Linked DNA regions of Homo sapiens: region 2 is linked to region 1. A link is an interaction called in ENCODE POLR2A ChIA-PET data of the cell type or tissue named here. Cell type or tissue: PC-9. All regions are shown on one strand. Links, peaks and the distances in the headings refer to the core of each region. The heading gives the core; the rest is flanking DNA. Region 1 holds the start of LOC105371688 (a long non-coding RNA gene). Region 2 overlaps ADORA1 (adenosine A1 receptor).

The links. ChIA-PET counts read pairs that join two places held together with the same protein. Peaks named below come from ENCODE experiments on the same cell type or tissue, not always from the same donor. Only the 100,000 strongest peaks of a DNase experiment are listed, where the experiment ranks them.
Region 2: POLR2A ChIA-PET joins it to region 1 with 7 read pairs; 1 of 35 experiments calls an interaction of 5 or more read pairs at or near these places.

Annotation. Positions count from the first base shown.
Region 1 is chr1:203,516,970-203,522,337 of GRCh38, forward strand. LOC105371688 (a long non-coding RNA gene) reads right to left here and starts at 2,429. Exons shown (of 5, transcript XR_007066807.1): 1 at 2,372-2,429; 2 at 1-1,854. All of the region lies in intron 2 of LOC124904488 (a long non-coding RNA gene), which reads left to right. RefSeq lists enhancers at 182-1,013, 1,846-2,677, 2,678-3,510, 5,176-5,368 and a silencer at 492-786. In PC-9, for the core only: no CTCF peak of the experiment used is centred there; DNase peaks (open chromatin) are centred at 2,592 and 3,602; H3K27ac peaks cover 2,017 bases.
Region 2 is chr1:203,146,921-203,152,288 of GRCh38, forward strand. All of the region lies in intron 3 of ADORA1 (adenosine A1 receptor), which reads left to right. Among named protein-coding and RNA genes, the nearest start is that of ADORA1, 22 kb to the left of the region's middle. In PC-9, for the core only: CTCF peaks have their summits at 1,388 and 1,588; no DNase peak of the experiment used is centred there; H3K27ac peaks cover 961 bases.

The DNA of each region.
Region 1 (5,368 bases), core at 288-5,287:
GCCATTCTCTCTGGGAGCCGAACCCTGCAATTGAAGCTGCCTGGCAGGCTCGGCAGCCTGTAGGTGTGACCGGTAAGGCCTCAGCCCACTCTTTCCCCAGCCCTTGAATTCCATTTGTCCAGGCCTCCAGGCTGTACGGCACCCCTGCCATGTGCACATAAGACAGCAGGGAAGCTGACAGGCGACCACTGTCCTCCCACTCCCCATCAGCTGCTAGGTGAGTGGGGAGCAAAGAAACAGAAAGTCATGGGAACCACCCTCCCTTGCTAAGCAACAAATGTGCTAAGATGCTGAGCCAGGGGAGGGGGGACTGGAGCTGGGGGCAGCTGGTATTATTGGTCTCACCTGCCCAACAGACAGAAAATGGCTACATTATTGGTTGGGTAATTGAACTGCCTCTCTTTCCAGAGGTGAGCATGGGGCAGTCAGAATTACAGAGCATCTCTAAGCAGAGGCCTCCACTGCCTGTAGTTCCCTCCCTCCTAGGTATGGGTCCTGGGGAGGTTATACTTGGGGGGCAGTAACTGTAGGCAATAATGCTAACAGTGACAGACATGGTGCTCGGGACAGGAAGGGAGCCTTGGGCTGGGGTGGGCTGGAAGATTCCTCGGAGGAGGCAGCCGGTGAACTGACACTGCCCCTCCTCATTCGCTTAATGAGCCTGCCCTCAGGCCAGGCAGCCATGGAGGGCGTGCCCACACTGACAGCTGCCTAAGCACAAGCTTGTGCTTGGCAGGAACTGGCCTTGCCCACAGTAAGTGTGCAGTACAAATTTGTAGGAAGAATAAAAGGCTGCGGCAGCGAGTGTGTTTCTGAAAGTGAGAAGCTGGGAGACAGCTCTGCTGCTGGCTCTCTCCCACTCCTTCTCTCAGAGGCGGCTTCTTCTTCCTGATTCCTCCCCCTCCTGACCCCCAGGTCCTATGCAAGTATGGGAAATCCTCTGGGTACCCCAGGGAAAGAACAGGGGCCCTCCCTTGGGGCTCTTGCACCCAGCATGGCTGGTGGTGGTCAGAGAAGCCAGAAGGATGAAGCTGCCCTGGGCGCACACAGAATAGCATGTTCTGCTTTCCAGCCCACCCCCTCTCGGGGGCACAGAGCGTCACTGCCACCCTGTCTGTTCCTCAGAAAGCTCCAGAGAGTCCAGGCATGGTGGCTTACACCTGTAATCCCAGCACTTTGGGAGGCCAAGGCTGGAGGATGGCTTGAGCCCAGGAGTTTGAGGCCAACCTGGGCAACATAGTGAGACCTCATCTTTACAAAAAATAAAAATAAAAAATCAGCCAGGCATGGTGATGCAAGCCTGTAGTCCCAGCTACTCAGGAGGCTGAAGTAGGAGGATCACTTGAGGCCAGGAGGTCGAGGCCGTAGCGAGCTGTGATCATGCTGCTGCACTCCAGCCTGGGCAACACAGCAAGACCCTGTCTCAAAGCACACACAAAATAATAACAGAAAGAAAGCTCCAGAGGCTCCCTGTACCCCACCTCCCACTCTCCACTCTGCCCCACCCTGCTCTGCACCCCGTACCTGAAGGATTGACTTCTAAGGCTGCACCAACCAGGCCTTTGGTAGGGTCAGTTATGGAGACCTGACTGTGAGGATGAAAGGCTGTGGATTGCTCTCCACTCACTTACACACCCTGCTGGGCCTGGGGTGACCGTGGTTCTCCCCTGTGAAGGCCACGCTTCTGTGGGGCAGCCCCTCCTCCAGCCGTGCGCTCTCCAGGTCCCAAATGACTCTGCTCTGCTGCCTTCAAGGTGCTCTGCACTCCCTCGCCAGCTCCCCTTAGCCCAGCCCTGTTACATTCGCCATCTCTTCTGCTGGACTTCCACTAATACACACCTCGCACTTGCTCCCCTGACCAGGAAGAGAAAATAGGGAGAAAAGATGCTTTAGACTGCACTTCCTCCTTAAACAAGGCCTGGTCTGGTTAGTGCATGCAGATGGACCTGGGTTTAAATCTTAGTTCTGCCACTAGGTAAGTTATTGTTCTCCTGTTTTACTTTCTCCATCTGCAAAATGGAAATACTATCCTACTCAGGGCTGTCATGAGGATCGGATTAAATAATGTGCACACACATAGTGCTTACCACTATTTGATACTTAGAGCTCCACAAACAGAAGCTATTGTCCTGCTGTAAGAGAAGTATGACCTGCCCGAAGGTCTCCCACTTTGATCCCCTTTTGAGACCAGCCAGCAGTCCTGGTGACCGAGGTATGGGGCTGCTCTGGGTCTGTAAGAAACCGCCGGACAGTTCCTGGAACACGTATCTCAGCTCCTTCCCACTGCTGCCGGACAGTTCCTGGAGCATGTATCTCAGCTCCTCCCCTCTGGAGCTGCCCCTTCTCTCCCCGCTCACCCCCAAAAGCTTACCTTCCCAGGATACCGTGCCATCAGAACAGCCCAGGAGCAGCAGGTGTGTGTGTTTGAGGGGGCAGGGGAGTTAACAGAGACCCTTTGTATTAGCATCCCATTTGTCAGGGCAGGGACAGAGGCAGCCTGCCTCTCTCATGCATCTCCAAGTTTCCCTGGGAGAAGCTCATCAAGCTCATTATCATAACCAAGATCACAATGCTGGCTCCTTTCATCTCTGTGTATTGCTTGCTGTGACTCATTCACCAAGTGTCAGGGCTGATTAGGAGTCATTGGAGTTGTGTGGATCCAGATACGTCACTCCTTGGGAGTGGAAATCAGGTGACACAGGTGAGGCCAAGGTGACCCAGCAGCAATACTGCAGCCCCAGCCAACACCAGGCCTCCCAGGTGCCGAACACCTCCTAGGTCTATCATGTTCCCTGCCCCAACCATATGCTACAGCTAGGACACAACTTAGCCAGAAAGAGGAAAGGGAGAGAGGCAGTAGGGCCTATAGGACAGCCACTGTGTGCCAGACATGGGATTAAGCACTGTACACCCATGGTCTCATTTGATCCACACGTTCAATCAGATCCCATCTGCGTTTTACAGTTAAGAAAAATCTCTAAGGCTCAGGACGGTGGTATTCTTTGCCACATGACGCACAGAGCGTTCATTGGGGGGCTGCCAGCCCTACCTCCCCAAGGTGCTTTCTCCTGGAAAGGAATGCATCCTCACTGTGAGCAGGGTTGGGTGTCCACAACTGGGGGTGCAGCCATGGGAATGATGCCAGTCAGTAGACAAAGGATGAAATGGCTGAGCTGGTCAGGCCCGGGGTGGCTGGGAGCAACACACAGGGTGGGGAGTGGGGTCAGAAATGCCTGGGCTGAGGGCCATTCAACACCAGAGGCCCTTTGGGTGAGGAGCTGGGCCCAGGTGCATCTGCTGTCCTCTGAAAGATCCCAGAGGAGCTGGTGCATGGTGGGGAGGGGACAGAGGAAAAGGTACAAAACAGTTTTGCTTTGTTTTTTGAAGGGCTGGCTCTAATGCCAAAGAGACTCAGCCTTCGGGGTGGGACACTGCAGGGAAGACTGGACCAAGACTGTGGCTGGCCAGCCATGCCCCACAGGAGAGACAGGGGAAGTGGGCAATTCTATCAGAGGCCCAGGAGCCAGTCTGCCAAAGTGATCTCAGAGATGACATCATTGTCCACCATTGCGTTAGTCCCTAAGGCGACTCAGACAGAAACAAAGGGAAGGAGAGAAGCCAGGCAGACGGAGGAGAGCAGAGAAGTTCTTGGTGCACCCTGAGGAGGAAAGAAAGCCCTTTTCCTGGGGCGTTCTGGTGTGCAGGGTGCCTAGGAGGCACTCATGTCTGCCTCCTCCATCCTGTCTTCTCTTGGAAAGTAGAGGGGCCCAGATGTCAAAACAGCACCAGCTACAGGACTTCTAAGAGATGTTTCAGTACAGACATTCAGCAACAATGTGTCTGGGACATCGCCTGTCATGGACACTTTGGAGCAGACAGGTGGGCCCTCATCTAGACCCAGAACTCACCAGTGTCCACCACAAAGGCCTGTGATCATTTTTAACTGTTAACACCTAATCCACATCATATTTTCAGTAGAACTGAAAAATGCTCACATTACAAGACCATTTGTGGGTGTATGAAATAGTTAATATTTTTGATTTATTACATTTTCACTTGGCTTTTATTGGCCCTCCTCCCCTCTGCATTTGCTGTCAGGGCTTTATGTGCCATGAACTTGTATGAACTCAAGACATAATCACATCCTGGGCAGTGGGAGGGTGCCACGCCTCAGTCAGCCTCAGAAACCACCCCCCTAACCCGCCCCCAGTAACCCTGAGGCGGTAACAGACAAAGGCTTCCACCAGCCAGGGTGGTCTTACCCTCAGCACGCTAATGCAGGAGGGTGCCTAGTGGGCACACCGGGAGTCACAGCTTGGGCCACAGGATATCCCCCCAGTCCAGAGCCATCACTGACTCCAGAGCCCAGGCAGGTGGCTCTCACACAGGGCAGGCTTAGTTCTCTGGTGATTACATGTGGGATGACTCTACGCTTAATCAGGGTGGTTAGAGCCTACAGAGAACAGAGTTGGACCATGCAGGACTGATATCTGCATAGATCTGGAAGATTCTGCCACCAGTGATCTGCCATGGGGTTTTTCTCATCTATAAGAGTGTATGCCCTGGCTCCAATCCCAGCCCTGCCCCATCCTAGCTGAGTGACCTTGGGCACGCCACTCTGATTCTCTGAGTTTCTGTTTCCTCTGTCAAGTGTGCTGGAAAGTGCGGCATTGGAAAGGCTGATGTGATAAAGGAGATAACATGGGCGAAGCTCCTGACACATGCCTGAAACCTAGTGTGGGTTCAACAAGCATGAATTCTCTCTCACCCTCACCCCAGCCCCAGATAAATGACCAGCATGTTGTGGCCACAGCCCAGCTAGGCGCTTCCCACCCACCATCACCACTCCTTACCTGTTCCACAGACACCCAAACAGATTCAGTTCGCCCCTCAGCACCAGCAGGCACAGGGGAGTGGGGAGGACGCTGGGTGATGGTGGAGGGGGCAGAAAAGGGAATCCTCCCTGGTGTGAGGAGGAGAATTGGTGGTGTACCCAGCAGAGGCAGCCCCAGCTATGCCCCAGCTGGAAAAAACCGCCAGCTGGCCTCCGTGGAGGGAAGCCCAGGGTGGTGCCATTCCCCTCTCCATCCCCCCTTCCCTGCCACCAGACAGAGGCAGGGTGTTTGTGGGTTGAGTTCTCTCTATGACTCTGGAGCCCTGGGGACCTCACCTGCCTGGCTGAAAAGGTCCCGATGCCCCACTCTGCACCTGTCCTGGGGCCCTGGAGGCTGGTGTTTCCAACAATAGCTTCCAGCCCTGATTAAAATGCTGCAGCAGGGAGCATCAATAACCATTGGCAGCTGAGCCTCTAATAAGTATAATAATCACCATTAGGGAAAAGAGTAGGGGAGTGAGTGGGGCTGGTAAT
Region 2 (5,368 bases), core at 108-5,107, 370 kb before region 1:
CTGGAGAAGCAGCCCAGTAGGCCCCAGGAGTGAGGCATGATGAAGGGCCCAGGGAGACCCTCTCTGCCACCATTCCATAGGTAGAGTGCTTCACGCAAAGAGCACCAGGCCCAGAGGCAGAGGAGACTGGGTTCAGTCTCAGCTTAAACACTAACCATCCAAGTTGTAGCCGTAGGCAGGCACTGAACCTTCCTGGACCTCAATTTTCCCACCTGTAAAGTGGCAACCACAGAACCTGCTCTTCTTCGCTCACAAGCTGGGGTGTGCATTGGGTAGGATCGTTGGTTTCGTTGGTTTGGAAGTGCTCTGCCAGGGGTGTTGTGATGGACTGCTATCATTTTGCTGAGGCAGGGAGCCTCTTTGCCCTCTCTTCTCCCATCCTGGTTCCTGGCCTTTTTTTTCCTCGTATCGGGGGAGGTGGCTATCCATTAAGAGAAACTGGTCACTCTGGTGAATCTGTGACGGACCCTGCAGGGATTTGTGTTCCTATTTCCTTCATGATCCAAAACAATGCCTTTCTTTTTCTGGGCTTCCTCAATCACTCTCTTCCCCAAACAAGGTTGGAGAGAGCTCCTTTTGTGCCCGATATTGGGCCGAGTGCCACTGGGCCTTGCTACTCAAAGCGTGGTCAGGGACCAGCAGCCTTGGCATCTCCTGGGAGCTTGTTAGAAATGCAGAGTCTCAGTCCCCAGCCCAGATTGTCTGACTCATCATCTGCATTTTAAAAGGACCCCAGACGATTCATATGCACATTACAGTTTGAGAAGCTCAGACAATGAAGGATACTGGGGAATATAAAACCACAGTCCCTGTCCTCAGTTTCTTCACAGCCTCATGGGAATGGCAGTGCATGAAATACAAAATTGACTTTAAAATCTACTCTTATAGTAATTTAGAAAGCTGGATTTGCTCACTCCACAATGTATAAATGTTTTGAAACATTACGTTGTACCCCATAAATATATACAATTAATGTTTTTCAGTAAAAAGAAATAAAATTCCATGAAATAAGCAAACAAAAGGCATGGTAGCTCATGCCTATAATCCCAGCACTTTGGGAGGCCGAGGGAGGCGGATCATTTGAGGTCAGGAGTCTAAGACCAGCCTGGCCAACATGATGAAACCCCGTCTCTACTAAAAATACAAAAATTAGCCAGGCGTGGTGGCGGGCGCCTGTAGTCCCAGCTACTCGGGAGGCTGAGGCAGGAGAATCACTTGAACTGGGGTGGCAGAGGTTGCTGTGAGCTGAGATCCCGCACCACTGCACTCAAGCCTGGGTGACAATGAGACCCTGTCTCAAAAAACAAACAACACAAATACATGCTTTGGAGGCAGCTGGCCTAGGTTGCAATGACAATTCTGGCCACTAGCTGTATGACCTTGGGCAAGTTGCCCAGTCTCACCTGTGGAGATGGATCCCTTCCTCCTAGGATGAAGAGCAGAGGAGGGCTGTATGTGAAAGCTCAATGCTAAATGGTAGCTCCAACATCACGGGCGGAGCAATCGGCTCCATCTTATGGATGAGGAACCTAATGTTCTGAGAGGTGATGTGATTCGCTAACAGCAGGTCTGAGTCTGATCCCAATCCAGGTCCTCTAATGCTGTCACAGTGTTTTGCCTGTCACAGTGTTTTGTCACCCTGAGCCTTGGCCCCCCTAGCCAGCCAGTGTGCTCTATTGGAGACAGTGGGCACCAGCTGAGGAGGTTGGGAGGGGAGAGAGCAGTGTGGTTGGTCAGGCGTTTGTGGAATTGGAAGTTGGAGGCCCTGGGGTTGGACCTTCCAAATGTCCCAGACTGTCAGTGTTTCTATCAACTGGGTGAAGGAAGCCACTCTATGCCTGTTCCCCCACGTGCCCTCTGTGCCACTGCTCATGTGTCCGCCCCTCCCCTGGCTGCAGTGCATGTCCTACCCGATTCTTGCCTGGTGGCGTTCCCCAAGGCCCGTTACTACTGTCTCTCTGCATTTTTTTTTTTTAGACGGAGTTTTTGCTCCGTTGCCCCAGCTGGAGTGCAATGGCATGATTTCGGCTCACTGCAACCTCCGCCGCCCGGGTTCAAGCGATTCTCCTGCCTCAGCCTCCTGAGTAGCTGGGACTACAGGTGCATGCCACCAAGACTGGCTAATATTTGTATTTTTAGTAGAGACAGGGTTTCACCATGTTACCCAGGCTGGTCGCGAACTCTTGACCTCAGGTGGTCCACCCTCCTCAGCCTCCCAAAGTGCTGAGATTACAGGCGTGAGCTACTGTACCAGGCCTGCATTTTCTTTTTCCAGCTCTGAGCACAGCACCTGGAAGTTTCCATGAATGGTGGATGGAAAAAAAAGGCTTTGATTTGATAAGCTTCTTCCTCCCCCACACACATCATGAGTTTCCCCCATCCAGGGTTGTGGCAGAGCGGAGTGATTTATAGGACTTTGCAGAAGTGGAAGAAATGACGGAAATTGAGTTTATTGATCAACCCTCAGAGAAGCTGCCTGGCAGGCTCCTGGCCTGGGATACTGCCAGCAGCTAACATGCTGCTCTGTTTTACCCGTGCAAATGACAGGGGCACAGACCAGCTCCCAGAGGAGGAGGAGGACAGGCTGTTCCCCACCTCCACCCAGGCCGGGAGTTGAGGAGAGGGGCTGGTCTTGCAGTTGGAGGAAGTGTGTTAGACTCCTGTGAGAACCACCTAATTAAGTGGCTTGAGATATCGGGGCTGAGTGGTTGAGGCGGGACCTTCGAGTGGAGACCCTGAGCATTCTGTAGAAGGCCCCTCAGCTGTGACTGTTGGGAGCAGAGCTCTGCTGCCTGCCAGGGGGGATGTTGTTGTTGAGATGAGCAAGAAGGCTCAGAATGGCTTCCTCTTACCAGTTTCTCCTACTTTCTTCACATTTAAGGTGATTATTGCAATAGTTGGCTTAATCTCTGCCATGTTTATAACTGTTTTCTAGTCATTATATTTGTTTTCTTTTTTTTTTGCTTCTCTTTTTCTGCCTCTCTGGTTTTAATCGAGCATTTTATATGATTTCATTTCCTTCCCCAAATATTATTGAGTGCTTACTGTGTGCCAGGTACTGTGGTAGGTGCTAGGAAGATGATTTTGAACCAGACTTCGTCTTCGCCCTTCAGGTACTTGCAGTTATGTGCTCTGAGAGAAAAATAAAGAATTTTTCTGATTATCCCACATGGGGAAGGGAAGGGAAGGGAGCCAGCCACCAGATGATCTAGGAGACCTCACATTCCCACTTCCTGCTGCATGTTGTTCTGGGGAGGGGGATCTCTGGCTCACCTGCACCCACTGGGTGAGCCTGGGTGCTCCCCACCTCCCACTGCATCTGTATGTCTGGGCCCCTCCTCCACAAAGCCATCCCTGGAGCTGGGGCAGAAGCCCCTGAGCACATGCAGTGGAGCAGGAGGGCTGCAGCTGATGCTAAACTCTTCTGTGTGCTCTGCCCTGGCCTGGGTGGCTGCTGGCTGGGGAGGACTGGTTCCCGGATTGGGCCTGGCCTGTGGCTTCTGTAGGGACTCTGTACACTGTGGGCTTGGTGAGTGCTTATGTGGAGGGACACAGGGCAAAGAGAGCATCAGGAGATACCAGGAGGGTCAATGGAAAACTGCTGGGTCCTGGGGTCCTTCCTGCTGTTATTTGGGCTCTACACCCCTTTGCCTGGTTGCAAGGTGGGGAGAAAGGCCAGGATCGGGGAGAATATGACTGTACTTCTTCCAGGTCCCAAAAGTGGTGTCTTCTTGAGTTCTGATGCAGCAGGAAGAACTGAAGTTAGACTCTGGGAAGGACTTTCTAATGTGGAAGCACAAGCTGTGGAATGCGGAGCTGAGTGTGGGGGTGGACTCTTTCTTTGGAAAGATTTCCAAGGTGGTGAGCTCTTCCTGTCTTCTCTGTCCTCCCCCTATCTGCTGTCTGTTGAATCTTTTCCAGGGCAGGGGGCTAGGTGCTGTGAGCTTTAGGGGGCCCTGACAGCCCAAGCTCAGTGACAGCAGCTGCCTCCTCAGAGCACAGCATCCCAATCTCCCTGGCTCAAGAGGCACCTCCTCTTGTCACTCCAGACTGTCAGCAGGCATCCAACCTGCTTTCTAGGTCCCAACCCCAGCGGGTGCCTTTGGGCTGATCTCGAGTCTGCATGGGATCTCTCCAGTGGGGGTCGGATTTACAGTTCCTTGGTGGAAACAGGCCTTCAGGCAGATGCCCTGTACCCTGCAAGCGTTCAGGGTTCCAGGCAAGCCAAGAGATACTCTGAAGGGAGGTGGGAGGAAAGGCGTGGGCTCACCCTGAGTCCGCCTCCCATATCTCCAGTATCCTCCCTGGCCACTTCCCCAGTGGAGCTTTACTGGGGTTCTCCAGGGAGCGTGACTTCTCCAGGACCCTGTGTAGGGTTTAGTGCTGGGCTGAGCAGGTTCCCAAACCCCCACCCCAGACTCAGACACTTTCATCAGATAGATCAGGGAACACAGACCCGTTCTGTACGAAGGTTGAATTAGGTAGGAGAGCTGGCTGTGAAATAGATATGGAAACCATGTGACTGGCCTTCCAAAGTGAAACAGAAGTAATTTTTTGTTTATCTATGTCCTTGCAACCTGTTTTGTATCTCTTCAAGGGTCGATTGTGTATTCCAGTAGAATCAGGGGTGTGCTCCTGGTGGAGATAGCAATGGGCACCTGGTGCTACTGTTCATTGAGTGCCCAGATAAGTTACTGCGCCAGCCTCATCCTCACAGGGGGCCTGCCAAGCCAACCTTCTCCTCCCATTGTGCCCAGGACAAAACCAAGGCTCAAGGAATTGTTACTTGCTCCAGGCCACAAGCTGTTAATGGTGGAGTCACAGTTTGAACTCGGATCTTACCCCACAGCACACTTCATGCATGCATGCATTCATTCATTCATTCATTCATTCATTCATTCTTATACTCAATAAATATTTATTTCTCTTTACATTCCATCTTGCCCCCCATCTTCCTCTCCATGGGGCACAGAGCTACAGCATGGAATCCTTTCAGAAGGGACTCCCTTCCGGGGATGTATGGGTGCCCCTCACCACTGCCCCTGGGCTCCTCCTCCCCACAAGGAGTTCCGTGTTCAGTGCCCCTCCCTCCTTTCTGCTAGCGCTGAGCTCAGCTCTCTATAGAAGATGATTTGACACATTCCAGAAGAAGGGAACCGTGACCTGCTAGAGCCCAGAAAAGATCTCATTCAATCCCTCATCATCCAGACAAGGACACAGAGGCCCCAAAAGGGAAAGGGTCTCCCCGAAGGCCAGCTCACTCCTGGCACAGCCTGGACCAGAATGGGGGTCTCCCATTTCCCACCACAATGAGGTATTCCAAGGGAGGACTGCCCTTCTTTGGGGGTCCAGCATGGGCCCCCTCTGC